2 separate regions of the Homo sapiens genome follow, and region 2 is linked to region 1. Evidence: read pairs that join two places in POLR2A ChIA-PET (ENCODE). Cell type or tissue: MCF 10A. All regions are shown on one strand. Links, peaks and the distances in the headings refer to the core of each region. The heading gives the core; the rest is flanking DNA.

Region 1 (10,500 bases), core at 3,390-5,889:
GCATGTGTTTCGGTAGTGGTGGTAATTACAATACTCACATCAGAGGGCTGTTGTGAACATTAAGTGAGATAATTCATGCCAGGTGTTTGGAAGAGTAGCTGGCCCAGAAAAAAGGCATATTGTGTTATTATAGATGCACGTACACACACACAGAATTTTACAGACCACTTTAATTATTTAGTTACTGTAAATAATTATTTATTATAATTAATACACTATTAGATAATATATTATACAAAATATATAAAATGTATTACATTAATATATTATATGTAATTATAATTGTATGTATGATAACTACCATGCTCGGGCTGGTCTCAAATTCCTGGACTCAAGCAATCTTCCCACCTTTGCCTCCCAAAATGCTGGGATTACAGGCATGAGCCACTGCACCCGGCCTTATAATTTATTATTTATTATGAAATACACATCCAATATTATTAACCTTTATATATTATGTATTAAGTTAACAGACAAGTATTTTAAATTTGTCAAATTGAATATTACCATGTATCAATATGTTCTGTAGCATGTATAATACATAGTACACATTATTATGAGCAAGGGGCTTGTGAGATGGGAGTGTTCCAGATTTGTGGAGGCAAGAAGAGCAGTCAGTCCGCTGTGTGCACAGGGACCTGGAGTGGAGAGAAGGGTGCAGAGGAAGCTCAGGATGCCGTTGGCCGGGACTTAGCGGAGTTGGAGCTGCGTTCTGTAGACCACGGGCCACTTTCCTTCACTCAGGCAGGAGCAGGTGCTGAGTGCTTCCTAGGAGCCAGCGCTGTGCTAGATACAGGAGAGGAGGCAGGGATGACAGAGGAGGCCCCGTCCTAGTGGAGGTCTCAATCCACAAGGAGGCAGGCATTGCAGGGGTCTCACCCTGGGATGAGCATTACAGAAGGCAAGTGAGGGCCCCCCAGCACAAGGCAAGGTGGGGCCGTGGCCTGAGGCAAGAGAGGAGTCCCATCATCATCAAGCTGAGGCTCTAAAAGAAGGAGTTAGGCAGGTTAAAGGTATGGCATGGCTCTTGCACAAGAAAGACTGACACCCAAAGATGGCTCAAGGGAAGGTCAGGGGGAAGGCAGTGTTCACTGGGCGAACTGGACAATGACCTCAGCTTGGACCTGGGTAGCAGAGAGCGAGAGGGAGCAGGCTGGGGAGAGGCTGGGGTGGAGGCACCAGGGAGCCACATCCAGATGCACAAAGAGAGAGCACAGCAAGAAGCTGGGGCTGCAGACCAGAGGGCTGGGTGTCGGCCTCTCGCTGGTGATGAGACAGGCGGCTTCTGCGAAGGGCCAGGGATGATGGAGGGGAATTGGATCCTGGAGCAGGAAAGTAGGGCATGGTTAGGGGCTGATGGAGACCTGCAGTCGCATGGAAGGAAGGCAGAGTCTCAGGGCAAGGGGTGCCCAGCGAGCCTGACGCTGGGGGTGCAAGGAAGCCAAGCATCGGAGGTGACTCCAAGTTCTGGACACAGGGACGGGGAAAAAAGTGTCATTATCGAAGATGGGGTATACATCTTGGGAAAAGGCTGACTTCTATGTATGTATGTATGTATGTATGTATGTATGTATGTATATATATTTGAGATGGAGTCTTGCTCTGTCGCCAGGCTGGAGTGCAGTGGCACAATCTCGGCTTAATGCAACCTCCACCTTCCGGGTACAAGCGATTCTCCTGCCTCAGCCTCCCAAGTAGCTGGGACTACAGGCGCACACATCACGCACGCCCAGCTAATTTTTGTATTTTTAGTAGAGATGGGGTTTTACCATGTGGGCCAGGATGGTCTCGATCTCCCGACCTCATGATCCTCCCATTTTGGCCTCCCAAAGCTCTGGGATTACAGGTGTGAGCTACTGTGCCCGGCCCACTTAGTTATTTTAAGATAGGGTCTTGCTCTGTTGTCCGAGCTGGAGTGCAATGGTGCTATCATAGCTCACTGCAACCTCGACCTTCTAGGCTCAAGTGATCCTCCTGCCTCAGCCTCCTGAGTAGCTAGGACTCCAGGTGTGTGAAATCATACCCAGATAATTTTTAAATTTTTAGTAGAGATGGGTCTCACTATATTACCCCAGCTAGTCTGCAACTCCTGACCTCAAGTGGTCCTCCCACCTTGGTTTCCCAAAGTGCTGGGATTACAGGTGTGAGCCACTGTGCCAGACTTTTACTTTTAATATTTGCAATGTTAGCATCTGAAAGCTGACTAAGCTTGTTTTCCTAGTGTGAAATTCAGGATTTATAAATTCAAATAGACTTATGAAACAAATATATGATGTATAGAATTTGTCACTGCTAACTTCTAACTGAATAAATCATTGGCTTCCTTGGTAATTGTCTGTAATTAGCAAGATTATAAATCTAAATAATGTGGAAGTTCCCCCTCACCACACACACACACACACACACGTGTGCACCTGTGCATAGTGTCTAGAATTTGTTACCAAGTTGTAATATTCAGACTGCTGAGAATTATGGCAGGATTAAACAATGCTGAGAAGGCACAGGGAGTCTGCTCTGACCTGTATAGATGTTTGATCAATTAGAGCTCTGTCAGATGGAAGGGCGGATCCCAGAGGAGGGGAGCTCTCTCTCCTGGTCTGTTCAAGGTTTGACAGTGGAGATTGGGACACAGGCTGCATAAATGAGCAGACTGCCACTAAGGTGACTCAGCTTTGAGGTCACAGTCCTGTGATTTCCCAGCTTTAAAGTCAGTGCCTCGGACTCCCTATCATCTTCCCTGCTCCCCATGATCTCCCCCGCTCCCCATCGTCTCCCCCCAGTCTCCATCATCTCCCCCGCTCCCTATCATCTTCCCTGCTCCCTATCATCTCCCCCACTCTCCATCATCTCCTCTGCTCCCCATCATCTCCCCCGCTCCCCATCATCTCCCCCGCTCTCATCTCCCCACTCCCCATCATCTCCCCAACTCTTCATCATCTCCCCACTCCCCATCATCTACCCACTCTCCATCATCTCCCCCCTCCCCATCATCTCCCCGGCTCCCCATCATCTCCTTGGCTCCCCGTCATCTCCCCCACTCCCCATCATCTCCCCCACTCTCCATCATCTTCCCGCTCCCCATCATCTCCCCCACTCCCCATCATCTCCCCTGCTCCCCATCATCTCCCCTGCTCTCATCTCCCCACTCCCCATCATCTCCCCCACTCTTCGTCATCTCCCCACTCCCCATCATCTCCCCACTCTCCATCATCTCCCCCCTCCCCATCATCTCCCCGGCTCCCCGTCATCTCCCTGGCTCCCCGTCATCTCCCCCACTCCCCATCATCTCCCCCACTCTCCATCATCTCCCCCACTCTCCATCATCTCCCCCACTCTCCATCATCTCCCCACTCCCCATCATCTCCCCCACTCTCCATCATCTCCCCCGCTCCCCATCATCTCCCCCGCTCCCCAACATCTCCCCCACTCCCCATCATCAGCCCCACTCTCCATCACCTCCCCTGCTCCCCAACATCTCCCCCCCTCCCCATCATCTCCCCCGCTCTTCATCATCTCCCCACTCCCCATCATCTCCCCACTCTCCATCATCTCCCCCCTCCCCATCATCTCCCCGGCTCCCCGTCATCTCCCCCACTCCCCATCATCAGCCCCACTCTCCATCACCTCCCCCGCTCCCCAACATCTCCCCCACTCCCCATCATCTCCCCCACTCTCCATCATCTCCTTCCGCTCTCTCAACCACCTCTCTGCAGTGGTTCACTGCAGGCCAGCGGAGTGGAATTCATGGATGCTGAGGGAGCAAGTGTGTCTGCAGAGATTTCCTTGAGGTCAAAATACATGCTTTTAGGAGAAGTCACGTTGCTTTTGCAACCCAGTGTTTCACAATGCCACATTGCTCATTACCTTTTCAAAATCTCCCTGTATGAAGCTGTTATTTTTTTTTTCTGTCCTCTGCCACTGAGCTGTCATAGAAAGGCATTATGAGAGCTAATCCCTGTAATCCCCAGGGAATTGTCCGTTATGAAGCTCCGTCCAGGTCTATCTTGCTGTCTTTCCCTGGCTTACCCAGAGCACCTGCCTTGGTGTAATCCTCCATCGCTGCCACATGGAAGTGTTTTTTCCCTTCCTAAACAAGTTCCTCTTCTGGTATGGCTGTCAGTGGACCCTGACACAGCCTTTTGGAGCAAAGCACTTGACGGTGTCCAGAATTCACATGGTAGCACACAGGTTGCACTTCCAGGAGGCAAGGAGGTAGCTCTTGACCAGAACCCTGGAACTCTGCTCTCCCAGGTGACCTTGGGGAGCCATAGCCCATCTCGGGCATCCCTGTCTCCTCTTTAGAGAGAGAAATTGAACACAGTGATCTCTGAGGTCTAAGCAGCTCTAAACCTCTGTCTTGGACAGCTAGGACAGAATTTAAATGAGCATTTATTGTTTTTCACCCACCTAGTTCTTCTAGTTAGGTTACAGAATAAGGCAATTAAGCCAAACCTGGACCCGGGCAGTGCCAGCCTGGGGCTGCAGCTGTCTTTAGTGTGTAGCCTGGCTCTAGACCTGGCCCCCGAGCAGCTGCTTCTTGACACTTCCAAAGGACAGCGCTGTTCTGTGCCCCTCCCAAAGGTGGTCCTGCAGGACCCCAAGCCTATGTGAATTTCTCTCCATAACTCGCAGGGTGGCAGGGCACAGCACAGGACCCACACGCCACCTGGGGAAGAGGAAATAGGAAACTGACCACGGCAAAAATGAACAAGAGCCAAGGATACACCAAGCTGCATTTCCAGCCAGAGGGAACGTTTGGCCTGGGATGGGCTCTGTGGATGAGTCAGCACGGGAGCGGCAAACGCGGCCTGGCAGGCCCTGGGCCTGTTATGGAGAATGTTGAATGCCCTGGGGCGCAAATGAGAGAGAAGGATGGGGAAGAGAGAGAGGCTTGCACACCAGACAGAGGCAGAGAAAGAGGCAAGAGGCATATGGCCCTGATTTTCCCTGCCAAGAGCCTGATAGTAAGAGCTAAGGCCAGTCTTCAGGTGTGCACGTTGTTTTTTCACTAAACCCTGAGTCACTGCTGCTGCCCTCCAATACGCTGGAGGTGATCGGGCATGGGAGGAGCAGGGAGGATGGGGAGGTGCAAAGCTGATGGGCTATGGACCCTTCAGCACACCCGCACACAGCTGTCAGCAGCAGCACTCATTCCTTTCTGAGCCAGGCTGCGTTCATCAGCAACCACTGTGTCCTTTGCAGGGAAAGGAGCTGAGCCCAGGGAGCTGGCAGATGCTCTCCTCAGATTTTCACCAGCAGATCCCGTTGTCTAAGGACAAAATTACTATTTTGCCAGAGTATACGGCTTTAAAGCAGAGGGCTTTAAATACATTCCAGACAGAAAGAAGGAATTCATTTTCCCCTTCAGTACAGGATCAGCTCATCTGAGGACAAGTGTGCCCTCTCCTCCTCAGCTATGTCTGGAATTAATCTCCCAGAGTTAGACTGTTTGGTGCAAAAGAGAAATGAAAAAATGCAGTCCTAGGATGTTTAACTCAACAGGTGCGAGATTCTGAAGGGGTCTGGACATGTCTGCTCTGTGTAATTAGCAAGAAAATAGTCCAGTTTAGCAAGCATTTATTAAACAGAAACTGTGTGCCAGGCCAATTGCTGGAGCTTTCAAACTCACTAAGACTGACATGATCATATGCTTTCTGATGATTTTGGTGGTTTTCAGAAAGAAAGTGAATGTTGTAATTGCTTCGTTGAGCAACTGCTTAAATAGTCACTATAGCCTCTAAAAGAATAAAAATCATTACATTTAAATTTTATTTATTTTGTAAAAGACCAAAAATAAACCGAAGCTGTTGAGCCTTAAGTGAATGTTTCTTTACCACAAAGGATATTATTTCTCTAAGGGTAAGGAAAGAGATTGCAGATAACATGAACAGGTTGGGATTTTATATATGCATGCATGCACATACACATACAATATGCATCTCAATTTTAGAACAAAGCAATTGTCTCTTTCCAAAGAAAGAAGAGGATACTGGCATTCTCATGTGGCTTTCATTTCCCCTCCTCTTCGTCTCAATTTTAGTAAGTTATGTTAGAGTTGGTTGGACTGAATCCCCCAAAAAGGTTTTCTCAAATTCTAGTCCCGAGACCTGTGAATGTGGTCTTATTTGGAAAATAGGGTCTTTGCAGAAGTCCTTGAGTTAAGATGAGGTCAGGCTGGATTGAGGTGAGACCTAAATTAGTGACTGATGTTCTCATAAGAGCAAAGTTTGAACACAGATACACAGAGGAAAGAAAGCCACATGAAGACAAAGGGATGTTGGAGTGATGCAGCTACAAGCCAAGGAATGCCAAGCATTGCCAGCAACTGCTGGAAGCTGGGAGAGAGACCTGGAACAGATTCTTCCTTGGAGCCTCCAGAAGGAACCAACTCAGCCGACACCTTGATCTGCCTTCCAGCCTCCAGAGCTGTGAGACAATAAATTTCTGTTGCTTTAAAACTAGCTAGTCTGCGGTGCTTTGTTATGGCAGCCCTAGGGAACGAAAACAGACATTTTCACATTGACCAGGTTTATGTGACTGATCACATTCCGTTTGAGAGCTATAATTCTTATTGGCGTGTAACATATGTTGTATATTTCAATAGATTCATTGCTCACCACCTGTTTCCTTAGGTCTACAGTCTCCCTTTTCCTCCTCCCCACTCCCTTCCTCGCTCCCTCCTTTCCTCCCTCTGTCCCTTCCTTCCTTCTTCCCTTTCCTTGGCTATATGTTTGCATAATTGCTCAGCCATTCTTTGCATCTAACATATGCTTGGGTAGCTCTCCCCAGACATTCTGTCTGCTCTGAGTTAGAGTAATTTGACATGACTCCTTCGAGGCCAAGCTGTTTTTCTCTATGAGCAGTCTGAAGACTGTTTCCCTTTCTGTTGGCTTAGGGGATTGCAAAGATAAAAGGAAAGAATTCAGTCACTCTGATTTGATATATTTGTTGGTCTATCTGGACTTTCTTTCATGAAAGGAAATTTTGTTAAGTGTCCAGTACTAGGACCAGCTCTGTCTTGCCCAAGGGCAGACCCCATTCCCATGGGGAAACTGGAGGGTTCAGATCTCTTCCCTGATGCAACTACTTAGTCCTCACAGGGGATTCCCCAGCTCCTTGGTCAGAAGAGGAGTGAAAGAAAGCTCTCCTCTGAGCTTGGCCCTCAGGGTTTGGAGGGTCACCAGTAGGGCTTCTGGAGATGGGGAGCAGACTGCTGAAGACCCTGCTGTGCTGGGCTGGGACTCGGGCCCCGCTCCAGAATCTAATGCTTCTTTCCTTGGCTACTGATTTTTGAAATGTACTTTTTGTGGTTACGCTCTTCTACTTTGTTGTTGTTGGGAAATTCCTTATGACTGGAATTTTAGAATGCTTGAGCTGGAAGGTAGCTTAGAATCAATCTGATCCTATGTTATGTATGACACAGGAACCATGGAACTGGAGCCCAGAAACGCTCGGCCTTCCTTCAAGGAGAGGGTGAGGTGATGGGATTTATGAATGGTGCCCAGAGTGGAAGCATGGACCCTGCAGTGGGACTGCAGACCACGCGGCACCGTGCAGTGTGCTTGTGAGTCTGAGCCAGGCAAGTCTATTACATTTCATCAGATAAACACAGTTGTCAGAGCTAGCTGGGGATGCCACAGGCAGTGTCTGAAGCAGGGTCTGGAATCAGTTGGCGGCTTCAGCCTTTACCCTGAGATGATTCTATTTGTGTGAACTGTTTTCTTTATCCCAATAGGGCAGTCTTCATATTAACCCATTTCTCCATTAGTTTAACCTTCTCACTCTTCCCGTATATGCCATTTGGGGGAGGAATGTTTTTAAAACCTAATAAGGTGAGTGCCATGAGAGCCCTACTGTCATCAATATTTACCATGATTTATTCATCACAACAAACCTTCTGAGCCCACAGCCTGCTGCTCTCATCCTTGTGTTATCCTTACACAGCCTGGTAATACAGCGTGTATTAGTCTTTTCTCGCACTGCAGTAAAGAAGTACCTGAGACTGGCCATTTATTTTAAAAAAGAGGTTTAATTGGCTCACAGTTCCAAAGTCTATTCAGGAAGCATGGCTGGGGAGGCCTCAGGAAACTTACAATCATGGCAGGAGGCGAAGAGGAAGCAGGCACATCTTCCATGGCTGGAGCAGGAAAAACGGGCTGGCGAGGTGCCACACACTTTTAAACAACCAGATCTTGTGAGAAGTCGCTCACTATCACAAGAACGGCAAGGGGGAAATCCGTCCCCATGATCCAATCGTCTCCCACCAGGCCCCTCCTCCAACACTGGGGATTACAATTTGACTGGAGATTTGGGCGGGGACACAGATCCAAACCATATCACAGCATAAGGGTGTTTATCCTCTTCTTTGGTTCATACATGGGGAGTATAGAAGCACAAAAGAGGCCTATTGCTTACCAAAAGACACTCGACAACTGAACAACTCAACAGCCCAACCCAGGAATCATCTTGAGGCACCAAGAGTCCCAAGCATGTCACTTCCCTCTGCAGACTGTGCAGCCCCTCCAGCAGGCTCGTCACAGCTCATCCAAAGCTAGGAAGTAGGGCCTCTCAGTCAGAGAATGGAGCTATTCAGTATTGTCGTTTGGATGCTTATGGATTTAACATGCGTTTCCACTGACAGGATAGCAGTTACTCTTGTTTACAGTGTTTTCCAAGGAAAAAGCTTTATGACTTAAAACTCAAGTGTTTTTCTACTTGATGTCATTGCGGCCACTTCTTGCGCCCAGCCTTAGAGGAATTGCTGGATGCAGAAGCGCTGCTGTGTGCACCACACTGTGAGCTCACGCAGAGCAGAGACTTTTCTTGTTATGTTTCCCAGCCCCTGTCATTCTACCTAGAATATACTAGGTGCTCAACACATATTTGTTGAACTGACTGGATCAGTTCATTCATATTCAAAGGATAATAGTTGGATAGCACTGAACATATTCCAAACAGATTTCAAAGCCAATTCCAAAAGGAGGTTGTTTTAACAAGGGAAATGAGATAAATGAATACTGATTGTGATAAAGGCTTAACACAATCAAGGTTTGCCTTGCAATTACATCATAGTCCAGTGAGGGGCCAGGGTGGCCCTCCTCCAACAGCGATCCGGGTCTGGGCTGCTGCTGTCAGGGCACCACCCACAGGTGGTCGTCTGTGAGGTCCTCCTCGGAGTGAAATACAGATTATGAAAGTTCTAACTTCAGCTGAAAGTCTCTTGTGTCTTATACAAAAAATGCTAGATTTACCATGCAAATGTTGATTTTAAAATGACTATATTTATACTAGGTCTGGGAAGCCGAATTAAAAAGTGTCAGTGCATTCCAAACTGCCTTTATCAAGTCATTTCATTCTTTAAAAAATTTGTCACATAGCTAGACATCGAGCATGACAATGTGTGGAATGTAGAAAGCATTACCCAATGAAGTTAAGGCTCTATCTGGACAAACACATAGTTTTTTGATGAGTAAAAGGTGAGAGTCTCAGCTGGGATGAGTTAAGATTCCCACAGGAGCCTTGGGGATGGATTCTAACTGGGATCTTACTGGGTCCTGATGTGATTGGGAAGCCCCCAAAGGTGAGGACGCCAGGAAAGAACTAAAGGACCAGCAGGATTTTCTGGACAGAGCAGGCTGGGAAGGGTTTAGAAGTGGAACCCCTGTAGAGAGAATGGCATGGGGAAAGGCCTGAGGCAGAGATCATGGCAAATCCTGAGATCTGAAAGGTGGTTTATTATGGCCGGACCATGCAGGCGGAGGAGGTTGCTGGCAGAGACAGTAAGAGGTGCCTGCCAGATCCATTGGAAGGAACGTAAGCCAAGTGCTGGGACTTTACCCTCCCTCTGCAATGCCCTACCCTGTTCACTAGAGTCACATTCCTCCCTTCCTCCTCAGACTCTGTCTTGGGTCCTAACCTAGCTCTTGACCTTCTGTCTGGCACAAACGTGATCAATCATCCCAGGCAGATGTTAGCAGAGAGATACACTAACACATCTCTCCGGTGTTCAGAAAAAGACAAGCTGCCAAATATTTGCCACACATATACCTGATGAAGGATTAGCAACGAAAGGACATAAAGAATTGCTACCAGCCAATATGAAATAACTCAACAGAAAAGTTAGAGAAAGCATGGGACAAGCATTCAGAGAAGTGAGACCATGAGTGGCCAATAACACATGAAAAGATGCTCACCCCATTAGTAACCAGGAAAATGCACAGTAAACTACAAGATTCAGGGTGTTCTCTCCTCCTAGGCTATTTGCATGTTTATTAAGGGATGTTGAAGGCCAAGAGGCCTTTCTGATCCAAGGGAATGGCATTCGTATAGTGACATTTCTTGTCTTGTGTCAAGCTAGTACAGAAGATATTTTGGGCAGGATGTCCCTTACTTTTCAAATCTCATCAAGCGAGAGACACTACCTCCTTTTATGGTTAAGGAGGCAAAGGCTGCATGCTTGGCTAAACTAAGCACTTCATTCAGCTTAATCCTGGTCTCCAC
Region 2 (10,500 bases), core at 3,308-5,807, 110 kb before region 1:
CCTGTAATCCCAGCACTTTGGGAGGCCGAGATGGGAGAACTGCTTTATCCAGGAGTTCAAGACCAGCCTGAGCAACATCGTGAGACCTCATCTCTACAAAAAATTTAAAAAGTAGCCAGGCACGGTGGTGCATGCCTGTGGTCTCTGATACTCAGGAGGCTGAGGCGGGAAGATCCTTTGAGGCCAGGAGGTCGAGACTTCGGTCAGCTGTGACCGCACCACTGCACTCCAGCCTGGGCAACAGAGCAAGACTCTGACTCTTAAAAATAAAATAAAATAATAAAACCGAAAAAACGAAAAACACTCAGAAGGCCCCTGAGTCTGACTTCACCATTTAGAGAATCACCAGCAAGGCCCTGCTTCCAGAGTCTGGGCCAGTGGGAGGTGGGTTCCTACAGGCCTGGCGGCTGGACTTGGGAAGTTGTTCACCATGCAGAGGAAACGCCTCTTCAGAGGGGACCACGAACTCACATCATAAAATGTGCAAAACAAGGCACTGCCCATCATTTCACCCCAAATATTTTCTAAGTCTTACATGGATTTTGGGCCAGCAATCGGAATGTGGTTCCTGAACTGTTTTTCCCCCAGAAGAGCCATTTGAAAATACAATAAAAAATGAACCATGTGTTATTCAAAGTCATGCCCTTCCTCAAGCAGCCATTCATGTCCATCCTGAAAACACACATTCTCACACAGCCACATCGCAAACAGGAACTGCCATCCGCCCCTCCAGAAGGAAGGCAGTGAAACTTTATGGCAGAACATGGCAAACAACAGGGCCAAGCCTATAGCTGTGTTACGGATAATGAGCAACGTCCTGAGTTAATATTTAACAATATGAACAAAATGTTTACAGGCGTTTTTAGGGATTAATACAAGGAAGGGAAAGGGAGAGGTTGCATACAGATAAGATAAATCTTGAAAATGAGTACCACTATTCTATTTCTTCAGTGGGTTTTCTTACCAATTAATGAAGCATTCTGTGAGTGATGGATACTCAGGGAGTCGATAGAAGAGCCCTAGGAATGATCTGTCCAGGAGAATTTTTTCTTGAGTTTATTGTCCTCTCCTACCCCTGAAGTGGTTAAGACTTTCAAAATGCAATATATGATTGCATTTATTTTTTTGAGACGGAGTTTTGCTCTTGTTGCCCAGGCTGGAGTGCAATGGCACAATCTCAGCTCACTGCAACCTCCGCCTCCCAGGTTCAAGCGATTCTCCTGCCTCAGCCTTCCAAGTAGCTGGGATTACAGGCATGCACCACCATGCCTGGCTAATTTTTTGCATTTAATAGAGATGGGGTTTCACCATGTTGGTCAGGCTGGTCTCGAACTCCTGACCTCAAGTGATCCACCCGCCTCGGCCTCCCAAAGTGCTGGGATTACAGGCATGAGCCACCGCGCCCCGCCCATGATTGCATTTTAAAATGAATTTTAAAAGCTCTGAATGGATGCTATAAGAGAGGTAATTTATTAAGCTGACCACTGGAAAAACAATTATGAAGCAGATTCTTGCCCCCACCCACCAGTTATTCTGCTATTCTAAGCTACCAGACAGCCACAGTCCAAAGTTCCCAAGCTTGCTGCGAGCCCAGAGATTCCCTCACATGAGTGGGCCTCGTGGAAGAGGAAAGGGCCGATTATTTCAGGGCAGTAATGGTGCTTGCAGTAGGATGGTATCTCAGGGCAGCTCTGGTGCTTGCAGTAGGATGGTGGCCATCACGTCACAAACATGCAAATGTCCACCAACACTTCCCTGGAACTTCATGGTTTTACAGATGACAATCACGTTCATCTGGTCAGCCACCTGCCCAATCTTTCCTAGGTGAGGAAACTGACTTTGAGTAGTCAGCTACCTTGTTAAAGGTCACAACTGGCAAGTGGGGGGCTTGGCTTCCAATCCAAGCCTGGATTCCACCCAAGCATCTTCTCAACTGTTTCCGTGTGATCACACGCACGTGTGTGCACTTGGGTGTGTGTTGATGAGAAAGAGGGTGGGGATATGGCAAGTCTTCACACACTGCCTTTCAGTATGGACACTGGAACATCAGAACAAAACTGCATCTCTAACTCAACTCAATTGTACTAAATGTAACTGAATATCCAGTTATTGAGTCACGGGAATATCATGTTTCAGGTGACTTTAAGCAAAAATAGGCATTACCGACTTGCCTTCCAATTCCATTTTTTTCTGCTCAATAATAATGAACATCTAACACTCTAAAAAACATTGTCTTGCACAACAATGGAAATATATCACTAAATTGTGCACACTTAAAAATGGCTGCAATGGGACAGGCATGGTGGCTCATGCCTGTAATCCCAGCACTTCGGGAGGCCGAGGTGGGTGGATCACTTGAGGTAAGGAGTTTGAGACCAGCCTGGCCAACATGGCAAAACCCCGTCTCTACTAAAAATACAAAAATTAGCCGGGCGTGGTGGCGCCTGTAGTCCCAGTCACTTGGGAGGCTGAGGCGGGAGAATCGCTTGAACCTGGGAGATGGAGGTTGTAGTGAGCCGAGATTGTGCCGCTGCACTCTAGCCTGGGCAACAGAGTGAGATTCCATCTCAAAACAAAAACAAAAACAAAAAACAAAACACAAAACAAAAAAGGCTGAAATGGTAAACTGTATGTAATGTATATTTTGCCACAGTAAAAAAAAAATATAACTTTCTTTCTAAAATACTTGGCATAGGACAAGACAGTGCTTCTCTGAGGCATACATAAATTAAAACCTATGCTCGAAATAATTCACATTACATTAATCACTACATGGAATTAAAGTTGCTTTGCCACACTTACCTCTGACCTACTGGGCAATCTTTGCTATGCCCAAAGGACATTTTTCAATGTCCTGCATCACTTGACTCTGCTGTCAGCCCCTTCCTTGGCTCCCTGGTAACCAGCCTGGTCTGACTCTCCACTGACCACACAGTCGGTTCCTCCCTGTCTCTCTCCACTGGTTCTTCTACCTCCACCCATTTGTTGCTCAGCTACAGAGCCCCTGGGTGAGCTCAGCTCTGGTAACCTTTAGTTGCTACCTTCATCCTGAGGACACGGGGGCCTTGCTCCTGAACTTCTGAATAACAAATCTCCTGGCAAATCAATCCTCTCAGATGCCCTAAGTCTCCATCAGCTTACCAGGTCTGAAACAGAGGTCATCATCTTCCCCTGTCAGACTCATGGGAGGAAGGGAGTGGTCGGTAGCTTCAGACTCTACAGGATTTGGAATCAGAGTAGAATGCTTGGGCTGAATCCCTTTTATCACCATTCAGAGAAAAATCCCCTCTCCAGGTATCCAGGCAAGTCCCCTGGCCCTCCTTCACCCTTCTCCCCATTCCTCAGTCATTGAGGCTGTGATTCTGCATCCTCAGTGTCTCTCCTGCCCCATGGCCATGGCCCTCATTCGGGCTCTTCTTCCTCGCCTCACTACCACAGCAGCCTCCCAGCTCCTAGCTTGGCCTTCTTTTCCTCTTTGGCCTGCTCACACTGCAGCCTGAGACATTTCTCCAAAACATGCATCTAAGGCTTATCTTTCTCAATTGAGATCCTTCAGTGGCCTGCCACTACCTTAAGGTCATGGAGGATAGGTCTGTGTGTGTTGTTCCATCCTCCTTCCTTGGCTTTGTTATTCATAATTTAGATTCCGACCCCAATCACCAACACTACCCAGAGTGCACTAGGCTCTAGCTAAGCCCTAATCACCCACACTACCCAGAGTGCACTAGGCCCCAGCCAACCCCAATCATCCACACTACACAGAGTGCACTAGGCTGCAGCCCACTCCAATCATCCACACTACCCAGAGTGCACTAGGCTCCAGCCAACCCCAATCACCTATACTACCCAGAGTACACTAGGCTCTTCTAGGATCTAAGCACCCACTGCAAATAGCAAACACCTATTCTCCCTGACCCCACAGAACTCACAGCTCAGGAGTCTCCTCTGGTGCTCACTGTCCCAGCAGGGTGTGTCTCTGCCTCTTCACTCACTAAACTCTGAGTGCGCTAGAGGGCAGGAGCACGTACTTGCCTCTATGTCCTCAACACTCAACAATGGCAAGGGTTTAGTATGTAATCAAGGAACCAACTGTCCATCCCCTGGCACCCGACAGGTCCTCACATGTTCATGGAGCAAATGAGCAAAGGAGAAAATTGTGCTTCCGGGCAGGTCATGAAAAACTAAAACTTAAACTCTTTGTAGCAGAGCCTATCTGGCAGGATGCGCTGATTTGAGAAACAGTTGTTGACAACAAACTTTCATGGCTCTGCACCATTTGAGTTATATTTCTCTCTGTGCTCTCAGCCAAGAGTCTGTCTTTTCAATAACAGCAAGTCTTGGCAAACCAGTAATGATTTTGCTTCCCACTAGATACATTTGGATGTTTTCAAGAAGCCTAATGTTTTGCTTTTTTTTTTTTTACTTGTTTTCAAGGTGACTGATTTATTTCCTCTTTTAATTTGCTTTTAAGAACATAAAACAAAACAAAGTCAGCCCAGTATTGCTCTCTTACACTCCTGAACAATTTTTTCTGGTCGACTCAGCTTTTAGCTTCAGGTCCCATCCTGTCTGTCCAGGTGTGGAAAAAAAAAAAACTCCCAGGGAGTGTAATAGGATTCCAGCCAGCAAACATGTGGTAAGAGAGGCGAATGGAGCAAGCAGGAAAGGATTTCCAGCAGGGGCCAGCAAGGGCAAGGTTGTTGACATGAGGGCAGGGTCTGGAACCCTGGGGAAAGGGAAGCTGTTAACCATTAATCTTACCCTATCACAGCATCTCTTCCCAGCTCACTTTATAGATCGGCACTGGCGCAGCAGCCACACAGCGAGGAAGGATGGAAGTCCAACAACACTAGGTACTAGTGTGGACTTGAGACTGGCACATCTAGGGGGGTAAGAGGAAGCACCCCTGGTTTCACTGCCCCCACTCCCACCCCAAGAAATCTTCAACACTGAAGGAGGCTAATGGCTAAGAATTCAAAAGCCATAGAATTCTAAAACTGGAAGTTACGTTGAAGCTCAATAGTTTTCCATTTGTTTTGTTTTCCATTCATTTTCTCCACGAGTTATCCCAGGAAGCGATCGCACAGCTACACAAAACTTGGTTTAAATCTCATCCCTTACTTTATAGAGAGGGAGACACAAGCTCAGAGAGATCTCACAATCTGTCACGGTCACCGTCAGTCAACTGTGGAGTCTGCAATCCAGCTCAGATCTCCTGATTTTCAGATCTTTTCAGTTCCCCTTTTAGAGTAGTGAACAGCTTTGTTTCAAATGAAGCACAGACACACTACTGAAATTCCAGTCTGGAAAAAACCTAGTCCGTAAGGTTTTGACGCACAGTTTAAGAACAGCCTCCCCTGTGTGGAAAAGCATCCAAATACTCTAATTTTAAAATGCCCAGATATCTCCGAGTATTTGCTACTATTTTCCTCTGATTTGGACATAGATCTACCTTCACCAAATTCAAAACACCAAAAGATATATGCACTGGAAAGCCTATCTGTACATTTAGGCAATAGCTACATGTTTTCTTGCACAGACTTCTGGACAGAAGACTGGGCAGATGGGTCTCAGTGATGCCACTGGCCGCTTATTCTTTCTCTGTCCTCACATTTCCATTTTTAATATGCAGGTGAGATGATATATCCTTACATGCCCTAGAGACATTTGCATTTTTTCCAGAGAAATGTCTATAGAAAGAAAAGTCCAGGTTTTGGCGAACATATAGGTAGAGATAGAGAGAAAGGCCTGAGTAAATTTTTATTTGAAGGACTGGCACAATTTTGAGAAAAATCAGTCTTCAGTGGCATGTTGTGGCTCCCTGCTGGATGGCTCACCCCTCCAGGCTCTGACCCATGACCAGTGGCCCTGCCTAACTGGCCACCACAGCATTCTCGCCTTCCCAGGGGTTGGAACTGCCTCACCAGATGCTTCTATTCTTACTTACCCTGCAGTGAGCCCAGAAGCTCTGACTGCTCAGAGGTGGGATAAGGGAAGACAGTGGGGTACAGAGCAAATGCCCTGTTACTTTTTGCTTAGAAATTTACTCCTTTGCTTTTCGCAGTTTGCCCGCAGGGTTAGTAATGTGTTTCCAGTGAAGAAAATGACCAATGGAGAGACCTCAATCTGCTCCGATTTCCCTGTTGTGCCCATCTGAACCTCAGTAAAATCAAAATTCCTTTGAAGCTTAAAAAAAAAAAAAGATTTGTCGGCCAGGTGCGGTGGCTCATGCCTGTAATCCTGGCACTTTGGGAGGCCGAGGCGGGCGGATCACGAGGTCAGGAGATCGAGACCAGCCTGGCCAACATAGTGAAACCCTGTCTCTACTAAAAATACAAAAAAATTAGTTGGATGTGGTGGTGGGTGCCTGTAATCCTAGCTACTTGGGAGGGTGAGGCAGGAGAATCACTTGAACCTGGGGGGCGGAGGTTGTAGCGAGCTGAGATGGCACCACTGCACACCAGCCCAGGCGACAGTGCGAGACTGTCTCAAAAAATTTAAAAAAAAAAAAAGTTTGTCAAAGGCCTTCGGTAAACTCTGACTCATTTCCTTGGTGGAAATAGCCTTGTGAGTGGAGTTGGTCCCACCAGGAGAAGGGCTTTTTGCCCTGAGAACTTGCTGCTACTGGGAAGGCCCACGTATCTGAAGATGGGGAAACCGGGTGGAGACAAAGAGACGACCGAGCACGTATTCATGCGAAACTTTCCCTTCACCCAAATGCAGAGCAAATGTTTGCTCCCCAGAAGCCCACAAGGTAGCTGAAGCCATTTCTAGTTGACATCGGCAATCTCCATTCTCTTCATTCCACACTTTGACAACTCACTCTGTGGAGCCATTTGGCTCAGTCAAATTTTTTTTTTTTTTTTTTACATATATAGCATAGTGCTGATGCTTAAAGATCCTGTTGACTGAAATAAGTTGCAAGGAATATTAGTTCAGGGAAATATCAAAGTGTAAAAATATATGGGATAGTGAGAAAGAAAAAGCCATCCAACACCAGCACATTAGAAATTACTCAATCACTTCTGTCATGTGAAAAAGGGATCAGCACCCCACCCAGAGCAAACTCAAACTCTGAGTCTATTACCAGTTAAGTCAAGACTTGGCTTCTATTTTTGCAAAGTAATCAGTAACTGAGTCAGCTGTGAAATTCCTGGTTGCTCCTTGATCTTGTGTAACATTTATCCAATCATTTAGGCTGTTTGGGTTGAAGGAGGGTTATTACAATAAGAACATCTTTGAGAGACTTTTTCAAGAAAATTGTTCATTGTTGGGGGGAAAAAACCCTTCATTTGCCCACAGGAACTAAGGTTTGGTCTGTCAGCAAAAGGTATTGTTCATTATTTCAAACTGGGAAAGTGTAGCTGGTGGGGGGCAGTTAGAAGTGGAGAGGGGAAAAGGTAGAGATCAAGTTAGAAGAGACACTTTTAAACAGTATTTTTTATTTAAAAAAATTCTCTCCCACAGGACTTACTACATCCAACATCAAATCAACTTAAAAAACCACCATCTCTCATGGCTCCATTTGAAGAAAGACACATCCTTCACAGTGCTATATTACCTTGTCTGTGATATTATGGATCCTGGTTAGGAAAAGGATTCATACCACAACCAATCACGTCCGCCTATGCTGAGAAGTGTCCATTTCTTTAGGCTGAAAATAAGACTGTACTTTCATAAACAAATAGGAAAATGTGATCTATTGCTTCTTTTCTTGGTCCGTGCCCCTCGCCTTGCTAAGTCAGTTTTTCGACTGCCTGTGTGTGTGTGTGTGTGTGTGCGCGCATGTGTGTGTGTGCGTATGTGTGTCCAGAGGCCACTGATCCAGTCCAAGTGTATTTAGAAATTAGTTCAGTGGCTCACAAAGGTCTTAGAGGCCACTACTGTGCTGGGGAAATCCATTGAGCTTGGCTTGTTCTCTCTTGCTCTTGCCAATGTGCACTCTGCTTCCATGCAAACACTCCTTAGGAAGATGCCAGTAATCTCTATTTTATGTACTAATTACACAACCACATCTCCCTTTGGCGACTTGAGGGAAACAAACATGTAAAGTGTAGAGTATTTAACTGGGATGTACTTTAGAAAAACTCCAAAGCAGAAAAAAAAAACCTTCAGCAGCCTTGCAAATAAAGCAGAAAACTTCCACAAGTCAGCAGCATTTCTCAAAATGAAGAGTCCACCCTTACGGCAAGCCATACAAGAAACTAAAACTGCAAAAATCATTACTTTCCCTACTTACATTGCCAAGCACCTGCAAGACTAAAAAAAGAATGCTATCCAGTTCTGTTCTGAGAAAGCACAGGCCTTTCCAGCAGATGCATTAAGTGAGATAAAAACCTTATGGTTGGAGGAAGAAAAGAAGTTGGGGCCATTACAAATGTAACTTCCAAATAATCAATGTCCCAAAGTTTTAAACTTCCCTTTAGAGTTAAGAAGTACTTCAACCCTGTGACCTGGCTTATCAATAATTTTCTTCAAGTAAAACAAATTTCCAAGCATTACCTAGGCATAAATACTACTGTGTATAAAATGCTAGCAAGTACATTAATATGGATATTCAGTGACTCCGCTTTTTGACTCAGCTTTATTGACTGGGAGTTGCTGTCTTAACTTCTTGTCACCAGCCTCTGCCTTCTCCTAAGACTGCCATGTGTGCAGAGACATGGGTCACCCCAACCATATCCTACCCCAATCCCACCTGCCCATTATGACTATTTCCTTTTTAAATTCTCCCTTTATTTCCTTTTATTCTTCTCTCAGAAGCTTTGCTCTTTTGCCATCTCTCAACCAACTCTCCTAAATTTTCATTGTTTAAATATCTCAACAAACTCCGAGTCATCATTCACAGCCCTTTGGTTTAGTTTAGTTGTGTAACCCCAAATACTTTATTAGGTCTAACAGTGGGTCAATCACTTGTTGATACTTGGGACATTTTCACTGCAATGGCATTTGTCATGATGTTTGTTTAATTTGTGGTCCCTATCTAAGAAAACATGACCATTTATGCCCTGCTTTATTGCAGAAAAAAACCTAAGGCTGCTTACACTAAATAACATACACACTAAGATACACACAAAATAACACAAATTATGGAGGAAGAAAAATGGGACAAAGCAGACATTAAAGTAGGGAAGTTAAGATGAAACTAGGAGAGAGGTCAGAATTTAAAGCTTGTGTTATCAGGCCCACACACAAATATTTACATCAGTGGTTGAAAAATTATGGCCCACTGGCCAAATTTGGCCCACCATCTGTTTCTGTAAATAAAGTTTTATTAGAACACAGCCACACCTGCTCATTTACATATTCTTTATGGCTGCTTTCAGGCTACAATGGCAGAGTTGAGTAACTGTGACAGACCATATGGCCTGCAAAGCCTGAAAAATTTCCCACATGGAAAAAGTTTGCCAGTGTCTGGGTTATATGATTCTGTGCCTAAGAGACTGGAGGGAAGCAATCTCCTAGGGTAAGTACTTTCTTTGAATGGTTCTGAAGTAGAAGAGAACCTTCTGCTATAAACAGCTCACTATGTAATCTAATGAAAACACATCTTCAACATAATATTTTGTAGTAAATATAACAACTGGCTTCAGAGGTCAATGGCATGATGTCACAGTGCAAGTCAGTAAAACAATTCTATGAATATGTGAGGTGGAAACAATGCCGTTCAGGTACAATTCACTCCTGGTCTGGCTTCATTCATGGATAGTCTCTCCAGATGGCAAATGCCAGTTACACAGGTAGCCCTTCCCTACCCTCCTTCCTTGACACTGGCAGACATGGCTAATGGATCAAGGTGTTCTCTTCTGCTGAGCCCCAAAGTCTCCTCAGAAGTCTTCTCCCCATTCTCTGGCAGCTTCAGCCAGTCATTAGTAATTGGCATGCAAGATAAAACCAATACACCATCTTTGCGGTAAGGTAATTTTCCATGAACACTCTCTTGCCTGGGGGTGGTGAGGCTGAGGTTATATTCTCTGCAGAGCTCCTGAAGCACAGCTATTCCATTTTGTCCTAGTGCAGAGCTGTCCCCTTTTATGACCATCCACGTGAGAGGACTGGACTGCCCTCCCCCTGTGAGAATGGAAGCCTGACAAGGACGGCTGCCCAGAGCAAGGGTCCCGGCGCACTTGCACACATGTGGGCCAAGGGATTGCCTGAGGGCAGGACCAGGAGGCTTCTCCAGAAAAGTGCTTAGACCTGTTCCTCTGCACAGACTGTCAGGGGTCAGGGCCATAGACAACGGCACAGGCATTTTGCCTGGGGAGGTTCAAGCCCAATACTCGCATTATTTATTCAAAGAAACAAGTTCCCCAAACACCATCACCCAGGCCCACTCATCTTGTCATGCATATCTTCCTAAAGAACTTCCCAAGAGACAAGGGTTCTAAGACAAATGCAAGTAAACTGGAAAAGGTGATTTCTAAGAAACTACAATTCAGTTAAACATTGATGACAAAACGGCCAACTACGGATCTAGAAGAATATACCGGTAGCCTTTTT

The links. ChIA-PET counts read pairs that join two places held together with the same protein. Peaks named below come from ENCODE experiments on the same cell type or tissue, not always from the same donor. Only the 100,000 strongest peaks of a DNase experiment are listed, where the experiment ranks them.
Region 2: POLR2A ChIA-PET joins it to region 1 with 19 read pairs; 3 of 35 experiments call an interaction of 5 or more read pairs at or near these places.

Annotation. Positions count from the first base shown.
Region 1 is chr6:3,513,662-3,524,161 of GRCh38, forward strand. No RefSeq gene overlaps it. Among named protein-coding and RNA genes, the nearest start is that of SLC22A23, 62 kb to the left of the region's middle. In MCF 10A, for the core only: no CTCF peak of the experiment used is centred there; DNase peaks (open chromatin) are centred at 3,850 and 4,820.
Region 2 is chr6:3,398,769-3,409,268 of GRCh38, forward strand. The region is part of intron 3 of SLC22A23 (solute carrier family 22 member 23); the gene reads right to left. Among named protein-coding and RNA genes, the nearest start is that of SLC22A23, 53 kb to the right of the region's middle. In MCF 10A, for the core only: a CTCF peak has its summit at 3,991; DNase peaks (open chromatin) are centred at 4,063 and 4,623.